Linked DNA regions of Homo sapiens: region 1 is linked to region 2. Evidence: chromatin loops called from intact Hi-C (ENCODE). Cell type or tissue: psoas muscle. All regions are shown on one strand. Each heading gives the region's core, and the rest is flanking DNA. Links, peaks and the distances in the headings are about the cores only.

Region 1 (8,339 bases), core at 134-8,133, 110 kb before region 2:
GTTCAGTGGAGTTTTCCAGAGGCTACAGATTATACAGAAGCAGCTATGAGAATTCAGCTCTCTTCCATTAAGCCAGGCATGGAAAAGCTTTGCAAAAATGTAAAACAGTGACACTCTTCTCATGAAAGTTTTTGTTTTAGAACAATACAGCTAGTTTTTCTTTAAAATATGCTATTTCCAGCTACTATAGAGGCTGAGGCAGGAGGATTGCTTGAGTCCAGGAGGTTGAGGCTGCAGTGAGCTATGAAAGCACCACCACACTCCAGCCTGGGCAACAGAAAGAGCACATGTTTCAGAAAAATAAAATAAAATAAATAAAACATGGTATTTCTATTAACACATACCTGATTTATCCTTATTTTAAGTGAATCAATATATTTTAATTTTCTTCTTTTAAATTTCCAATCTGGCAACTATCAATAGATAGGACCAACATAAACTAAATCTCTTTGAGGGTGCCAATAATTTTTTAAGACTACAGAGAGGTCTTGAAACCAAAAAGTTTGAGAATTGTTTCTTTAAGATGATCATACCACCTTCCTATATTTGATTTTCAAGCATTATTCCTGAAAAATGTGAATAGGCCAGGAACAAGTGTTTGTAAATTCCTTCTACAGATTTCTAAGGATAGGCATCTCAAACAGCATTAAGAAGGCAATTTTCTGGATGCACTCTGTCAATTTGATCAAACTTACCACAACTGTTTCTAAAATGTCAGCTAAAATAAGAGAACCACAAAAGCCCAAGTAGAATTATCAGACTTCTCAGTGTAGGTGCCAAAGGCAGAATGTCTGTGCTTCTATCCCACCTCTTCTGCTGACGAGAGCATACCCCCATGCGGGGCACCCCATGGCAACTCCCCTCTTCTTGCATGCTGGCCAAACCTCAGATTTGTCCCCCACAGAACTCAGATGAAGTTGACCATATCCACAGTGCCAAGTATAACTCCAAGCTGGGCTAAGCCCATCACAGTTATCCCACTCTGCTTGGCAGTGGATGTCCAGGGACGGGTGTAGAACCCAGGTCTGAAGAGGGAGACATTAGGAAGGGTCTGTTGGGGGCTAGTAAGAAAGGTTTTTAGACTCCTACAAAGGGGGCACCAGAGGAGAGGTTTCTTCTTTGTCTCTGGACATTGCCAAGGGTGGAAGTAATGCCAAGAACTGGCACAGTCACTAGGTGACTACAAGGGGGGCCAGCCAGGGCATAGATGATGAGCTTTCAAAAAAGATGGAAATAGGTTGGGCGCAGTGGCTCATGCCTATAATCTCAGCACTTCGGGAGGCCAAGGCAGGAGGAGCACTTGAGGTCAGAAGTCTGAGATCAGCCTGGCCAATATGGCAAAACCCCGTCTCGACTAAAAATACAAAATTAGCTGGGTGTGGTGGCACGTGCCTGTAATCCCAGCTACTCGGGAGGCTGAGGGACAAGAATAGCTTGAACCTGGGAGGCAGAGGCTGCAGTGAGCCGAGATCGCACCACTGCACTCCAGCCTGGGTGACAGAGCAAGATTCTGTCTCAAAAAAAAAAAAAAAAAGATGGAAATAAATTTGACTGATGACTTTGCTCAGCCATTGACTCAATTAGCTCTGAAACCTGTCATACCTCCAGTCTCCCTGTAATGTCATAGAGTAAGTGCAATTGTTGGCAGTTTCTGTCAACTGTAGCTGAAAGCATCCTGACTGATACTGTAGCTAAGTGACATTAGATAAATTACTAAACCTTTCTGTGCCTTAGTTTCCTCTTATGGAAAATAATAGTCCCCACTTCATAGACTTACTGTGAGAATTTAGTGTGTTAATACTTAGAAGTATTTTGAATGAACCTTCATACAACAGTAAGCCCTCAAGAAATGTTACTCATTATTAGTACTGCAGTGGTGGTGGTTTCTACTGTCACTCTGATGTTTTGAAATGTCATAGTTTTTTCATCATATTTGGAAAAAACTATTAAAGCAGAGCAATATCAACTAAAAAAGGCCATTTAACATGAAAACTCCTTGATATTCAAAATAAAGATCTTCAGTTAATCCCACAAAATTTTCAGCTTTCCATATACTAATTACAGTAAACAAGTAAATAAAAATATGCGATATATTCTGAGGTAGTGGTGAGCCTCATTTCTCATTACATACACTCCATGTAACTTACTCATGTGTCACATATCTACTAGTTAAATGTTCCCCCAAATACATCTGTACCTTAACAGTACCCTCAGCCTAGGATTAAGTCTCCCCACAGTTGTACCTATCAAAATCATATGTAACCACTTTCTTTTCTACCTTCTTTTGCCTTCCATTCTCTTCCCTTCTCAGGGTGAAGGAATCAACATAGTGGTCAATGACATGGGGCCATAAAAAAAACTGGGAGTCAGGCATAGAAGAACAGCAAGCCTGGTGGCTAAGAATGTGGGTCAGTTGGGGGAACAGGGGCAGCAGCACAGAGGTGGCAGACAGAGGAGAGGACCACAATAGTGGGAGACTGGATACATTGAATGAGTAAGTAAATGTTCTCAAAATGACAGAAGTCAAGTTTTTCAGTTCTAGGAAAGATATTTACAAACATAGGGAAAGAGTAGACTAGAAAGTTCTCTGAGACAATGGAATGGAATGGGAAGAATTGGTATGAATGCGTACTTTTATAAATATAGATAAATAGATATATAAATAGTTGTAGGTGTATATATGTGTGCACATATATATGTGAACATATATCATATACATGTGCATATATTTATACATATCTGTTTCTAGTTCTGTCCAATGAGAGGGCCTAGAAGAATGGCACTCCAGTAGTGATGAGCACATCTAACACTCAGATGTTGGTTTCTTTTCTTTCTTCTCCTTTTTGTTTCAGTATATTTTTTGAGACAGAGTCTTGCTTTGTCACCCAGGCTGGAGTGCAGTGGTGTGATCTCAGCTCACTGCAATCTCTGCCTCCTGGGTTCAAGTGATTCTCACGCCTCAGTCTCCGAAGTGGCTGGGATTACAGGTGTGGACCATCACACCTGACTAATTTTGTATTTTTAGTAGAGATGAAGTCTCCCCATGTTGGCCAGGCCGGTCTCAAACTCCTGGCCTCAGTGATCCACCTGCCTCGGCCTCCCAAAGTGCTGGGATTACAGGTGTGAGCCACCGCACCTGGCCCTAGATGTTGGTTTCTAAAAACCATCCTCCACTAAAAGCAATGAAGTCTCCTTGAAAAAATGGTTCATTCCAAGATTGGAATAAAAGTATATAAAATTATAGAAAGCAAAAGTATAAAATGAGCCTGGAACATTTTGTTTGCCATAAAGTGAAGAAATGCTCAAAAGATGATGGGAAAATGTAAAAATGATGAAGAAACTAGATTGAAGAAACAACCACTGGCCATATATGACAATTTAAGCATCAAAATAAATAATGAAAGCATCAGATTATAACCCATTGAATAAAATAGGAATCCATCAATCCATACTGATATGAATGAATGAATGAATGAATGAACAAATAAATGAGGATGGGAAGCTCTAATAAATATAGAAAAAAAGCAGAGAATTACCACATGGCAGTCATCATAAAAGTGACATTAAGATAGGAGTCATCAGGCTGGGTGCAGTGGCTCACACCTGTAACCTCAGCACTTTGGGAGGCTGAGGTGGGTGGGTCACTTGAGCTTAGGAGTTCGAGACCAGCCTGGCCAACATGGCGAGACCTTGTCTCTACAAAAAATGCAAAAATTAGCCAGGTGTGGTGGCAAACACCTGTAGTCCCAGGTACTTGGGAGGCTGAGGTGGGAAGATCACCTGAGCCTGGGAGGTTAAGGCTGCAATGAGCTTGGATTGTGTCACTGCACTTCAGCTTGGATGACAGAGTGAGATCCTGCCTCAAAAAATAAAAATAAAAGAGAGGAGTCATCATTGGTGACTATGGCTGGTTAGAATAAGTTTTAGAAAAAAGTAAATTGTAATACCTAGAAAATAGTAATTTATTCCAAAGAAAAGAATGGTAAATTTAAAATAGAGAACTTTGGTAGGCACCAACTCAACAAGGTCAAGGTTAATGAGGGGAAAAATTGAACCATGCCTACTAAAGTTGAAGCCCTGAGAACCCAACCCGAGAAGTTCTTTATGACCAGGTGACTGAGGGAAAAAACCTCAAGCCTGATTCACAGATGGGTTCCTCACCAGCTGGTAGTTACCTGCAGTCTCACAGCCACACTCAGAAGTGACCCTGAATGACACAATCATGAAGGAAAATCCTCTCACTGAATAAACTGAAAGCAGTATATTTGGTTGTCTACTTTTTCTGGATGAAGGATGGCCAGAATTATGTATTGACATTAATTTATGGGCAGCTGCTAAACAGTTAACAAGATGGTCAGGAACTTGGAAGGAACAGATTGAGAGATGGATGTCAAGAATGTCTGGGAAGAGTTCTGTGGATGAGCCTTTGAAAATGGGCACAGACTGTAAAGGTGTTTGTGCGGCATCTGAATGCCCACCCAAGGGAATCCCCTACAGAGAAAGTAGTTAAATAATTAGGCAAAATGACACACTCTGTGGATATCGTTCAGTTTCCTTTTGCAGCCACCCCTGCTTGCTTGATGGCCCTCGAACAAAATGGCCATGGTGTCAGGAGTTCAACAATGTGGTTTTCCCCTTACCAAGGCTGGCCTGGCTACCACAGGTGCTGAGTGTCTAACTAGTCAACAGCAGAGATCAATACTGAGCTCCCAACGTGGCAGCATGAACCACAGGGAATAGCCAGCCACCTAGCGACAGGTTGATAGCACTGAACTTCTTCCATCATCCTCACCGGAACACACATTTATTTTGGATATGGATTTGCATTCCCTGACTATACTGCACTGGCCAGAACCACCGAGCATGAACTTACAGAACATCTTATCCATCATCACGGTATTCTCACAGCACCACTTCCCATCAAGGAACTCATTTCACAGCAAAAGACAGGCAGCAATGGATTCATGCCCATGGAATTCAGTGATCTTATCATATAACCCATCACCCAGAAGTGGCTCGCCTAATAGGTTAAATAGCTTACTGAAGATTCATTTAAGGCCAGGCACAGTGGTTCACGCCTGCAATCCCAGCACTTTGGGAGGCCGAGGCGGGAAGATCACTTGAGCCCAGGAGTTCAGGAATGGCCTGGGCAACATAGTGAGACCCTGTCTCTACAAAAAAATAAAAATAAAAAAAATAAAATTAGCTGGGCATGGTGGCACACACCTGCACTGCCAGCAATATTTGGGAGAAGCAAATCCATGAAAGAATGCAGTTCTGTCTCACAGGATGCAGTATATGCTTTGAAACAGTATATGGTGCTATCTCTCCTACAGTCATAGGTCCAAGAATGAAGAGGCACCTCTCACTCTTATGCCTCATAACTCACGCCCAAAATTATAGTTTCCTGTCTCTGCAACTTTAGGATCTGCTGGTTTGGAAGTCTTAGTTCACAAGGGAAGAATGTTTCCAGCAGAAAACATAACAGAAATTCTATTGAATTAGATGACACTGATGACTGGTCACTTTGTGATCCTTATGCTGCTGAAACAAAGGCAGAAAAGGGAGTCACTCTACTGGCTGAAGTGGATTGATTCTGAATACCAAGGGGCAATTGGGTTGCTGGTGAACAACGGAGTCAAGGAGAACTCTGTCTGGAACCCAGAGGATTCTTTGGGGTGCCTCTTAGTGTTTCCGTGCCCAGTAATAAAGATTAATGGAAAAAAGGCAGCAAAAAAAAAAAAAAAAAAAAAAGGCAGAACTTTTAAAAGTCAGGACTTCCAGGAACGAACATTTGGATCTCGCAGCTAGGTAAGGAACTTTGACCTGTCTGTACCTTTCAGCAAGTTTCGCAGCCACTGGGCAAGCCATCCCTGCAGACCAGCAGTTGTCACACCCTCTGGCAAGTTTCTCTCCCACCATGTCTTCTCCAAAGAGGTATCATTCCTAATCTCAGCCTTTGAGGGCGGGTCTTCTAACTCCTTAGTTTCTGCCCTGTTTCCTCTTCCTCAGACCTGGAGGTCATAGCTGCTTTTTGTGTTTGCTATCAGTGTATTGTCTAGAGTCTTCTTTTACCACCTTACTGCCTTTCACTAGTTAAAAATCCTTCTTACTATTTAACAGAGAACAGGAAATAGTCCCTGTTGAAATTAGCAGTGAGGTTTCTGCCTCCTGTCTGGACCCTGAGTGCTACATCAATATAGTAAATATAAACAGCCATGGGAACTAATTCTGTTTCTGTATAGTCTACACTGCTGCACATTTAACAGATCCCAGTGATTCACTTTTCCAGTCTAGAAATGCAATCCTTTACCCTACCCAGTGCTAAGCGGCTCCTTTTTACTATTCAGCCACATTTTTCATTAAGCATGAACATGTATGTTCTTCTGTTCCTTCCCATTTTAAGCAAAAGACCTATCATGGGTGGTTTATGGAGTGTGAATAGTTTTTACCAATTTTTTTTCAGGATATGATTTAGAAACTTGAAATTATGTTTTCAGGTATTCCTTCTGGTACCATAATATTACAATAATACAATATGATATTTTAAAATCAGGTTCAGGCTGGGTGTGGTGGCTCACACCAGCATTTTGGGAGGCTAAGGTGGGCAGACTGCTTGAGCTTAGGAGTTTGAGACCAGCCTGGGCAACGTGGTGAAGCCCTGTCTCTACAAAAATACAAAAAAAAAAAAAAAAAAAAATTAGCTGGGCCTGGTGGCACACACCGGCGGCTCCACCTAGTCAGGAGGCTGAAGTGAGAGGATCCCTTGAGCTCAGAGGTCAGAGGCTGCAGTGAGCTGTGACCATACCACTGCACTCCAGCCTGGGTGACAGAGGGGCAGCCGGAAATGGCAGATTCTTCTTCTAACTCCCTGATGAGGATAAGCCCATGACTCTCCGATTTCACCAGTCCTAACTCTTTATGTGACTGACTCAAAAAGTTCCAGCTCATTCAGAATCTAACTGAATGAGGAAGATTTATTCTTCAGTGTCCCTTCAAATTCCAAATGTCTCTAATTTTAGCTAACAACCCTGCTACCTAGAATGGAAACCCACATCACAACAAATTAGCTAAGTGGTTCCTACACAGTCTTTATTTATAGTCTCAGCAATTCTATTTCTGAATAATAAGTTGGTGGTTATGCATAAAACAGAATTTGGGGAAGATAATTATGTTTTTTAAAATAAATTACATACAAAATTAACGTCCTAATTTATTTTGGAAAACAGACCTATGAATATGTATTAATAAAATGCAATGACTCTTCTCACTGAATCCTAGAATTGTCCATCCTACAAATGCTTATTAATAAATCAGTCAATGAAGACAACATTAGGTGTGTTAAACTTTCACTGTGGCATATTTCTCAGGGCTAAATAAGAATATTGCTTCCTTTTACTCCTCTTCAAAGAACACAGAACTTTGATGTGCCCCATGGCTCATAAACTTCTCTAACTACACTCACTTCCTGGCTGATGTCACCAAGGCTCTCAGCTTAAGACACCATCTTTGTGCTAATTATTTCCAAACTGATACAGCCGAGCTGAACCTCTCTTCTTAACTTCAGACTCATCTAATCAACTACCTACTTAACAGCCTAAATGGATGTCTAATAGTCACTGCTGACATATAATGACCAGAAGTAAGCTTATGATATTCCCTTCAGACCTGTTCATCTCATTATCCTCCCCATCCGGGTTACTGGCAATTCCATTCTACCTGTTCATCACAGTCTCTCCGGACCTCCAACCACTGCTACCCCATGGTCATCTTCCATGAGGAATATTGTAATAGTCTCCTGTTTCCTTGTTTCTGCCCTCGTCCTCACTATAGTCTATTATCTAAACAGCCGTCAGAGTAATCCCATTGAAGGATAAATCAAATCATGTCACTCCTCTTTTCCAATCCCCTCATGGCTTCCCATCTCAAAGTAAAAGCTGAAGTCCTTAAGGTAGTCTAAAGTCCCTCGCCACAGGCACCGTCCCCCTTCCCTCTGACTTCACCTCCACTATTCTCCCTCTCTGCTCCAGCCACACTGGCCTCCTTGCTGCTCCTAGGACATCCAGGCACCATCTTTCTACCCAGTGTTCTCTCTGCCTGGAACACTTGCTAGCCTGATAGATCCTTAGGGCTCCCCCCTCAAGCCTGCAAGTCTTCACCCCAGTGTCATTTTCTCAGTGAAGCCTTCCCTGATCACCATTTCTAAAATCTGCAGTCCAGGCCGGGTATGGTGGCTCATGCCTGTAATCCCAGTACTTTGGGAGGCCGAGGCTGGAGGACTGCTTGAGCCCAGGAGTTTGAGACCAGCCTGGGCAACACAGCAAGACCCTGTATTAAAA
Region 2 (8,339 bases), core at 195-8,194:
ATGTTGCCCATGCTGGTCTTGAATTCCTGGGCTCAAGCAATCTTCCTATCTGGGCCTCCTGAGTTGCTGGGATTAGGCATGAGCCACTGTTCCCAGCCTGTTTATAAATTTTTAATTATGTCCTTTTTGAGATAGGGTCTTGCTCTTTGTCACCCAGGATGGAGTGCAGTGGTGCAGTCACAGTTCATTGCAGCCTCGACCTCCTGGGATCAAGCAATTCTCCTACCTCAGCCTCTGGAGTAGCTGGGACCACAGGTGTGGGCCACCACATCTGGCTAATTTTTTTTTTCTTTTGTAGAGATGGGGTCTCACTATGTTGTCCTGGCTGGTTTTGAACTCCTGGCCTCAAGCAGTCCACCCACCTTGACTTCCCAAAGTGCTGGGATTACAGGCATGAGCCACCATGGCTGATATATATATGTTTAAATATAGAGACAGGGTCTCACTGTGTTGCCCAGGCTGGTCTTTAACTCTTGGCCTCAAGCAATCCTCCCACCTCAGCCTACCAAGTCACTGGAATGACAGGTGTGAGCTACCACACCTAGTTTGTTTATACATTTTTTATTAGTTTTCTGGTCCACAAAGCTGCGGTAATTACAAGGGAATTCAAATATTAGGTCCTCATGCAGACTCCAAATCAAAGTGTGCACAGATGCGTCCGGTACAGATATGACAGTTATCTTTGAATTTTCTCTCCCTAATTCTTCTTTAATGTGTGTATATTACATCTACATAGGTAAGAAAGTTAGTCTTCCTCCTGAACTTCCTTTTTCATTAGAGTAAAATATTTTTTCTCATATTGATTAGTGTTTAATAGAGTCAGTAAATACCCTTGCATTAATATGCTGACAAGTAGATTTTGACAATTTGAAAAAAGCAAAGGATGAATTAATTCCTGTGGGGTCTATGAATTTTATATTTTAAAGCAGTTAAAGTAGGGGAAAAAACCTACACACACAGGACATTTTATACTTGAAACTGGAATTATTTTAGCAAGTGAGGATGCCAAGTAGAATGTCAGTGTATAGAGATTTAGCCTTAATGATATATGCTTGAAGTAATGATTGAGTCTAAACAAATGTTCCACCTAGATTAGAGGTTGTCTGTTTGAATAATTTTAGGGATGGACAAAGTAGTTGTATTTCTTAGCTTATAGGTACAAAAAGCTGGTGTGCAAAATAGGTACTTGTGAAGGGAATTTATACCAATGTGTCATGTGACACTTCTGCAGTCAATTTGTAAGATAAATTCAAATAAGGCTTTCAGTTCTGATGACAAACAGGAAACATTCACGCTTTTTGTTTCTCACAGTGAAATACAAGCTACACTAGTGATGTAATAGGAACGAAAGAAGAAGGAAATGCCACAGTTAAGTGGACAACTGCAGTCAGGAAATTCTTAGCTGTTACTTTGCTACCTTTGCCATCTTGCTGAAAAGCACTGACTAGACCTAAAGGGAATAAACAGTTAATGCTTTTGCTGTTTACTAAATCTAAACAATGCTCATGTCTCCATAAACAGTAGGTACCGAAACCTCAGTAACTGCTTACACAGAATTCTAGGCCAAAGAAGAGACAGATTTAAGATGTATGTTAAACTTGTCAATATAAACTTGTCAATATAAAGTCATTCTCTGACTGATTTTTCATTACCAGTTCCTTCCTTCCTTCCTTCCTTCCTTCCTTCCTTCCTTCCTTCCTTCCTTCCTTCCTTTCTCTTTCTCTCTCTCTCTTTCTCTTTCTTTCTTTCTTGTTTTCTTTTTCTTTTTTGATGTAGTCTTGCTCTGTCGCCCAGGCTGGAGTGCAGTGATGCAATTTCGGCTCACTGAAACCTTTGCCTCCTGGGTTCAAGCGATTCTTCTGCCTCAACTTCCCAAGTAGTTGGGATTACAAGCGTCTGCCAACACACCTGGCTAATTTGCGTGTGTTTGTGTGTGTTTGTGTGTGCGTGTGTTTTTAGTAGAGATAAGCTTTCATCATGTTGGCCAGGCTGGTCTCGAACACCTGACCTCGGGTGATCTGCCTAACTCAGCCTTCCAAAGTTGGGATTCCAGGTGTGAGCCACCCCACCTGGTCCCTGTTCATTTTCTTGATCGTGACTGTAGGCAGAAGCTAGTACTGCTCAGAGTGTGATTTGCCGCGATGGCTCTACTGATTTGGAAGGCAACGTGACCTTGCAAGCATAGACAGTACAGTTGTGTTAGGCCAAGCTGCTATAACAAAAAGTTTCTTTCTTTCTCACTTAACTCTTCCAAGGGGAGCAGTGCAGTCAGAAGGGCAGCTCTGCCCCCCAGGGACTGTCACCTTCTGCACAATGACAGTCTGTAGTCATGTCTGGTCTGATGAGAGGGAGCAGAGTGCACATGCTGAGGTGGCGTCTGTCACTTCTGCTCTCTCCAGAACATGTCACGTGCAGCACATCCAACTGGAAAATACCATCCAGACAGTTCCCAAGAAGAGGGAAAAATGGAGTTTGGCATAAAAATCACAGTCTTCTTTAACTTCATTTATTAGAAATGGTTTAGATCTTGCTCCTGCAAAGTAAAAATGAAAAAAAAAATTACTAAAATAAAAAACAAAAAAGAAATGGTTTACATAATACACACACACATACACACACACACACAGATGTTTAAAATAAAACATCTGCATATATTTTTAGAAACAGGATCTCGATATGTCACCCAGGCTGGAGTGCAGTGGCACAATCATGGCTCAACCGCCTGAACTTCCTAGCTCAAATGTTCCTCCCACCTTAGCCTCCTGAGCAGCTGGGACTACAGGCACATACCACCACATCTGGCTAATTGTCTTTCTTTTTTTTTGAGATGGAGTCTCGCTCTGTCACCCAGGCTGGAGTGCAGTGGTGAGGTCTTGGCTCATTGCAACCTCTGCCTCCCAGGTTCAAGTGATTCTCTTGACTCAGTCTCCCAAGTAGCTGGGATTACAGGCGCCTGCCACTATGCCTGGCTACATCTGGCTACTTAAAATTTTTCTTTTTAATTTTTGTAGAGATGGGGTTTTACTATGTTTCCCAGGGTGGTCTCGAACTCCTGGCCTCAAGCAATCCTCCTGCCTTGGCCTCCCGAAGTGCTAGGATTGCAGGTATGAGCCACTGCACCTGGCTGTAAAATATCTTTAAGAAGAAAAATATATCATAATATTGAAGTATCTGGGAATAAAGTGAATAAAATACACATTAACTCGTTTCCCATGACAAAGATATAAAAAGATACAAAAGTAGAATTAACTGTTGCAATAATTTAGGATTCCGGTCCCCATCAGCTTCTCAACAGGTGTACACAGCTGCTGAACCTTCTATATTTTGATAAGGCTGCTATTTTTCTATTTCCTTTCCTTTTTTTTGAGACAGAGTCTTGCTCTGTCGCCCTGGCTGGAGTGCAGTGACGTGATCTCGGCTTGAACCTCTGCCTCTTGGGTTCAAGCGATTCTCCTGCCTCAGCTTCCCGTATAAGTAGAACTACAGGTGCATGCCACCACACCTGGCTGATTTTTTGTGTTTTAGTAGAGAGGAGGTTTCACCGTGTTAGCCAGGATGGTCTCGATCTCCTGACCTCAGGTGATCCACCCGCCTCGGCCTCCCAAAGTGCTGGGATTACAGGAGTGAGCCACCGCACCTGGCCATTCCTTTTCATTCTTCTTTTTTTTTTTTTTTTTTTTTTGAGGTGGAGTTTCACTCTTGTCACCCAGGCTGGAGTGCAATGGTGCTATCTTGGCTCACTGCAACCTCTGCCTCCTGGGTTCAGGTGATTCTCCTGCCTCAGCCTCCCAAGTAGCTAGGATTACAGGCACATGCCACCATGCCCAGCTAATTTTTGTATTTTTAGTAGAGGAGACAGGGTTTCACCATGTTGGCCAAGATGTTCTTGATTTCTGCCTCGTGATCCACCCGCCTGGGCGCCCAAAACTGCTGGGATTACAGGCGTGAGCCACCGCGCCTTGCCTCCTTTCCATTCTTACTTGTTCTTTAGTATATCAGAAACATCTCGAAAGTCTGGCCTTTAACACAAACCCTGGTTTTCTTCGGAAAGAACAATACGTAAAAACTTTTCCTTTTTAGGTTTCACAGATTTCGCTTCTTTAGGCTCTTGCTGGTCTTCTTCCTCTTTCTCTATTTTTAAATTTCCTTCTTTTCCGCTGCCCTTCTTGTTTTTCTTTTAGAATAATTGTATGTCATCTGCTCTGCTTAAAATTAGATGTTCCTCTCTAATATTTACTAATTCACCCATTTTACTTTACTAACTTACTAAGTCTTTAAAAGTAAATGACTAAGCCTCACCCCAATTCTTGAAAAAGGAAAGGAAAAAACAAACAAACAAACAAACAAAAAAGCCCAGCCCATTATAGTGGACTAGAAGCTCCATATAAGGCTTATAGTTGGGATTTAAGGATGAGGCCAATCCTCTGAAATTAAAGAATCATCATAAATGGGTCAGAGCAGGGAAGGGTAAAGATAGCCCACCCCAAGAAAGGGCCACTAACATCCTTGTTGAGGAGAAGGGGACTTCCTAGTGTAGTCAGAGGAGCTATACTGCAAGCACAACCTTCGTAGGAGTTAATCAGAGTAATTAATGTGAAGAAAGTTGTAACTCATCCAAACAGTATACTATTGCAGCAATGCACTGGCAGAAGAAACGGGCAGTGAGTGGTCTGCATGAAGCCTAGAACCAAGAGAGCCAAGGAAGAATATCTCGGTCACTGCGACTCTCATTTTATCTAGATGGGAAGGTACCCTGGGCTAGCCACACCAATGTGCTGAATAGTTAAGAACAATATAAGGAAATGCTTTTTGGAAGTAGGAAGTAAATATTCATTCAACAAATATTGACTGCCTGGAGGATAGTAGGCACTATGCTAAGCCCTATGTAACTCTCAAGCTATGTGGTATTAGATGCTTAGTAATTGGAGGCTATAATGATCATATCTTGCTCCCAAATTATTTTACTCATGAGAGAGGTCTTTGTAGTCAAGCTGGTTGGGATTCAAATTGTGGCTAAAGCACTTAGTACAAGGATACTTGTTTCATTTTGTTTTGTTTTTGTGATGGAGTCTTGCTCTGTTGCCCAGGCTGGAGTGCAGTGGTATGATCTTGGCTCACTGCAACCTCCCCCACCCAGGCTCAAGCAATTGACCTGCCTCAGCTTCCGGAGTAGCTGGGACTACAGGCATCCGCCACCACGCCCAGCTAATTTTTTTTTTGTATTTTTAATGGAGCCAGGTTTTCACCATGTTGCCCAGGCTGGTTTCAAACTCCTGACCTCATGTGATCTGCCTGCCTCGGCCTCCCCAAATGCTAGGATTACAGGCATGAGCCAACGTGCCCGGCCCATACTTGTATTAGGTATACACTGTACGAGTACATGTAAGTTAGGTAAGTATGGACTTATCTAACTTAGGTAAGTTAGTTAATATCTTTAACCCAGCTTCATCATTTGAATAATGGAAATAGTTATTGAAACTCCATTTCAGAGGGTGATTATAAAGATTGTATTAGAGATAACATTATAATGAATACATGTCAAGCGTAGAGTTAGCATTCAGTAAATGTCAGCTACTTCTATAATTATTATCTTTAGAATTACAAGACTAATTTATATGCTTTTAACCTGGTTTATAGCTTTGCCTTCAGGTTAATCCTGAGCTTCTGTTTTATGGTTATTCTAATTTCAGATTACTTTTAATATTGATTGTTAGACTGGTGTTAAATCAAACTAAATTTCGGCTTTAGAGGCCTCCATACCAGTTCTGTATAACAAACTGCAGTCTAACTCAGTATGTAAACAAATCGAAAGCCTAATTTATAAGTATGGTTTTGTAACAAATAGCTGAGTCTCAGCCAATCAGAGCAGCCGAGCTTCAGCCAATCGTAGGTGGTTAACTGTTTAAACCAGGTTCAAATAAGGCTGCACTGAGTTGCAACCAATGGAGCTGTTTCTGTACCTCATTTCCTTTTCTCTGTGCATTAATGTTGTTTGACTACTTGTTGGTTGTAATGACAGAGTCTTTCTGAACATGTTCTGATTTTGGGGCCTGCCCCCTTCATGAATCATTCTTTGCTCAGTTAAGCTCTGTTGATTTAATTTGTCTCAAGTTTTTATTTTAACGCTGGCATAGTACTTTATCATTATGTATTAATAGGTTTTGCTTTTCTTTATTCATGCAAATATTTTATCTCAATATTTTTGCAATGGTGTATTTAATATCAAGATTTTATTTCAAAATATGAAAATTATAGGTACTTTTGAAAACAGTATTGACAAGTTTCCATTTTGAACATTTATTTATATTTTCCTTTATTGATAGTTTCAACTGGCCTAAAAATATCAAAACCATGTTTAGTGCAAGAACAGAAAACCAAACACCGCATGTTTGCACTTATACGTGGAGGCTAAATGTTGGGTACTCATGGACATAAAGATGGTGACAGCAGACACTGGGGACCACTGGTGGGGAGGGAGAGGGAGAGGCAAGAGTTGACTAACTAAATACTGGGTGCTGTGCTCACTACTTGGATGAGGGATTGTTTATACCCAAACTGCAGCATCATGTAATGTACCCATGTAACAAACCTGCACATGTACTGCCTGAATCTAAAATAAAAGTTGAAATGATTTAAAAAAAAAACAAAAAACCATGTTTAGAATGGACACTTTTGTTTTTTTTTTTGTTTAAGAGGCAGGGTCTTACTCTGTCACTCAGGCTGAAGTGCAGTGGCGTGATCATAGCTCACTGCAGCCTTGAACTCCTGGGCTTGAATGATCCTTCTGTCTCAGCCACCCAAGTATCTGTGACTACAGGCATGCACCACCATGCCTGGGTAATTTTATTATTAAGATTGTGCTTATTATTTTTGTAGAAATAGGTTCTTGTTATGTTGCCTAAGCTGGTGTCAAACTTCTGGCCTCAAGTGATCCTCTCATCTCAGCCTCCCCAAAGTTCTGGGGTTACAGGCATGAGCCACAGCACCTGGCCTATTCCCCTTTTTTGCTTTTAAAATCTTGTTTCTAACAAAGGCCCAATGAGCTGATATCCAAGGTTACTTGGTTTTGAGTTTTCCAGGCAACTGTCCTCATTTTGACTCAAGAAAACTCGTTAAATTATGTCTCGTGCCACAGCCTCTTCCTTTTAGGTTGACAAAAACTCAGCTTTAATTTTGTCACTAGAAGAGAAGAAAAATCTTTCTTCCTTTCATCCTTCTGGATTCCTGGCTGAGTCTTTGTAACAAAAGAGATTAATAAGAGGAAAACCAAGTGAAATTTGTTAACATAGTTAGAGTAGGTAGTTAGGCAGACATGAGCAGGACAGGAGAGCCACCCACCCCCACGCCCTAGGAGTGTCAGGTGACCACAGGTGATGGTCAGGCCATTGTTAAACTGTCTCTCTAAAATAACACTTGGTCACAGCCAGTGCCAGGGAAGACAGTCTCCCAGTAGACAGAACACACCTGAAGCTGATGATGAGCTGCTTCCAGATAAGATCTCAGAAGTTGGATTAGTGGGCTCACACATGCACACTAAGAGGCAAAATGGCAAAGTTCAGCTGGTATATGACCTTCCTCTAGGAATGCTCAACTGTTAACTGCTAAGAGAAAAATACCTGGAATGAACATGTGCACAACTTTAGTAAACACACCGTGCATGTGGCCCTTCCCAAGTGCTGGCAGGCCACTGCATATGCAGACAGCCCACCCCAAGGGAAAAATCAGGGGAGGAGAAATGAAAATGCCAGTGTATAAAATCTCAAGTCAAGGGCTGGATGGGGCACTTGGATCAATCAAGTCACTGTCTTGGCCCTCTTCCAAGTTGAAATTTACTTCCTTGAATTCCTGCTCTAAAAGTTTACAATAAACTCTCACTCCTGTTCTAAAACTTGCCTCAGTTTCTCCCTCTGCCTTGAAACTACTTCTGCCCTGTGGCTGAATTCTTTCCTCCAAGGAGGCAAGGATTGAGTTCGCTGTAGACCTGTTGGATTTGCCACTGGTAACAACATGTGTATTTGCACATGTAACACAAGGAAATACCCAGAAATGAGTAACTCAAAGGAGTGTTTAGAATTTAGGCTTATAGGGCCAGGTGCGGTGGTTCATGCCTGTAATCCCAGCACTTTGGGAGGCTGAGGTGGGAGGATCATGAGGTCAGGAGATCGAAACCATCCTGGCTAACATGGTGAAAACCCATCTCTACTAAAAATACAAAAATTAGCTGGGCATGGTGGCATGCACCTACAGTCCCAGCTACTCAGGAGGCTGAGGCTGGAGAATCTCTTGAAACCAGGAGGTGGAGGTTGCAGTGAGCCGAGATCCTGCCACTCCACTCCAGC

What was found. Hi-C counts contacts between places; a loop is a spot of excess contacts. Peaks named below come from ENCODE experiments on the same cell type or tissue, not always from the same donor. Only the 100,000 strongest peaks of a DNase experiment are listed, where the experiment ranks them.
Region 1: it touches region 2 in a loop (2.4-fold over the local background); 15 of 110 quality-filtered maps call a loop at or near these places.

Annotation. Positions count from the first base shown.
Region 1 is chr10:23,333,671-23,342,009 of GRCh38, forward strand. The region is part of intron 1 of C10orf67 (chromosome 10 open reading frame 67); the gene reads right to left. Among named protein-coding and RNA genes, the nearest start is that of C10orf67-AS1, 6.1 kb to the right of the region's middle. In psoas muscle, for the core only: no CTCF peak of the experiment used is centred there; no DNase peak of the experiment used is centred there.
Region 2 is chr10:23,447,672-23,456,010 of GRCh38, forward strand. No RefSeq gene overlaps it. Among named protein-coding and RNA genes, the nearest start is that of OTUD1, 13 kb to the left of the region's middle. In psoas muscle, for the core only: no CTCF peak of the experiment used is centred there; no DNase peak of the experiment used is centred there; H3K27ac peaks cover 2,205 bases.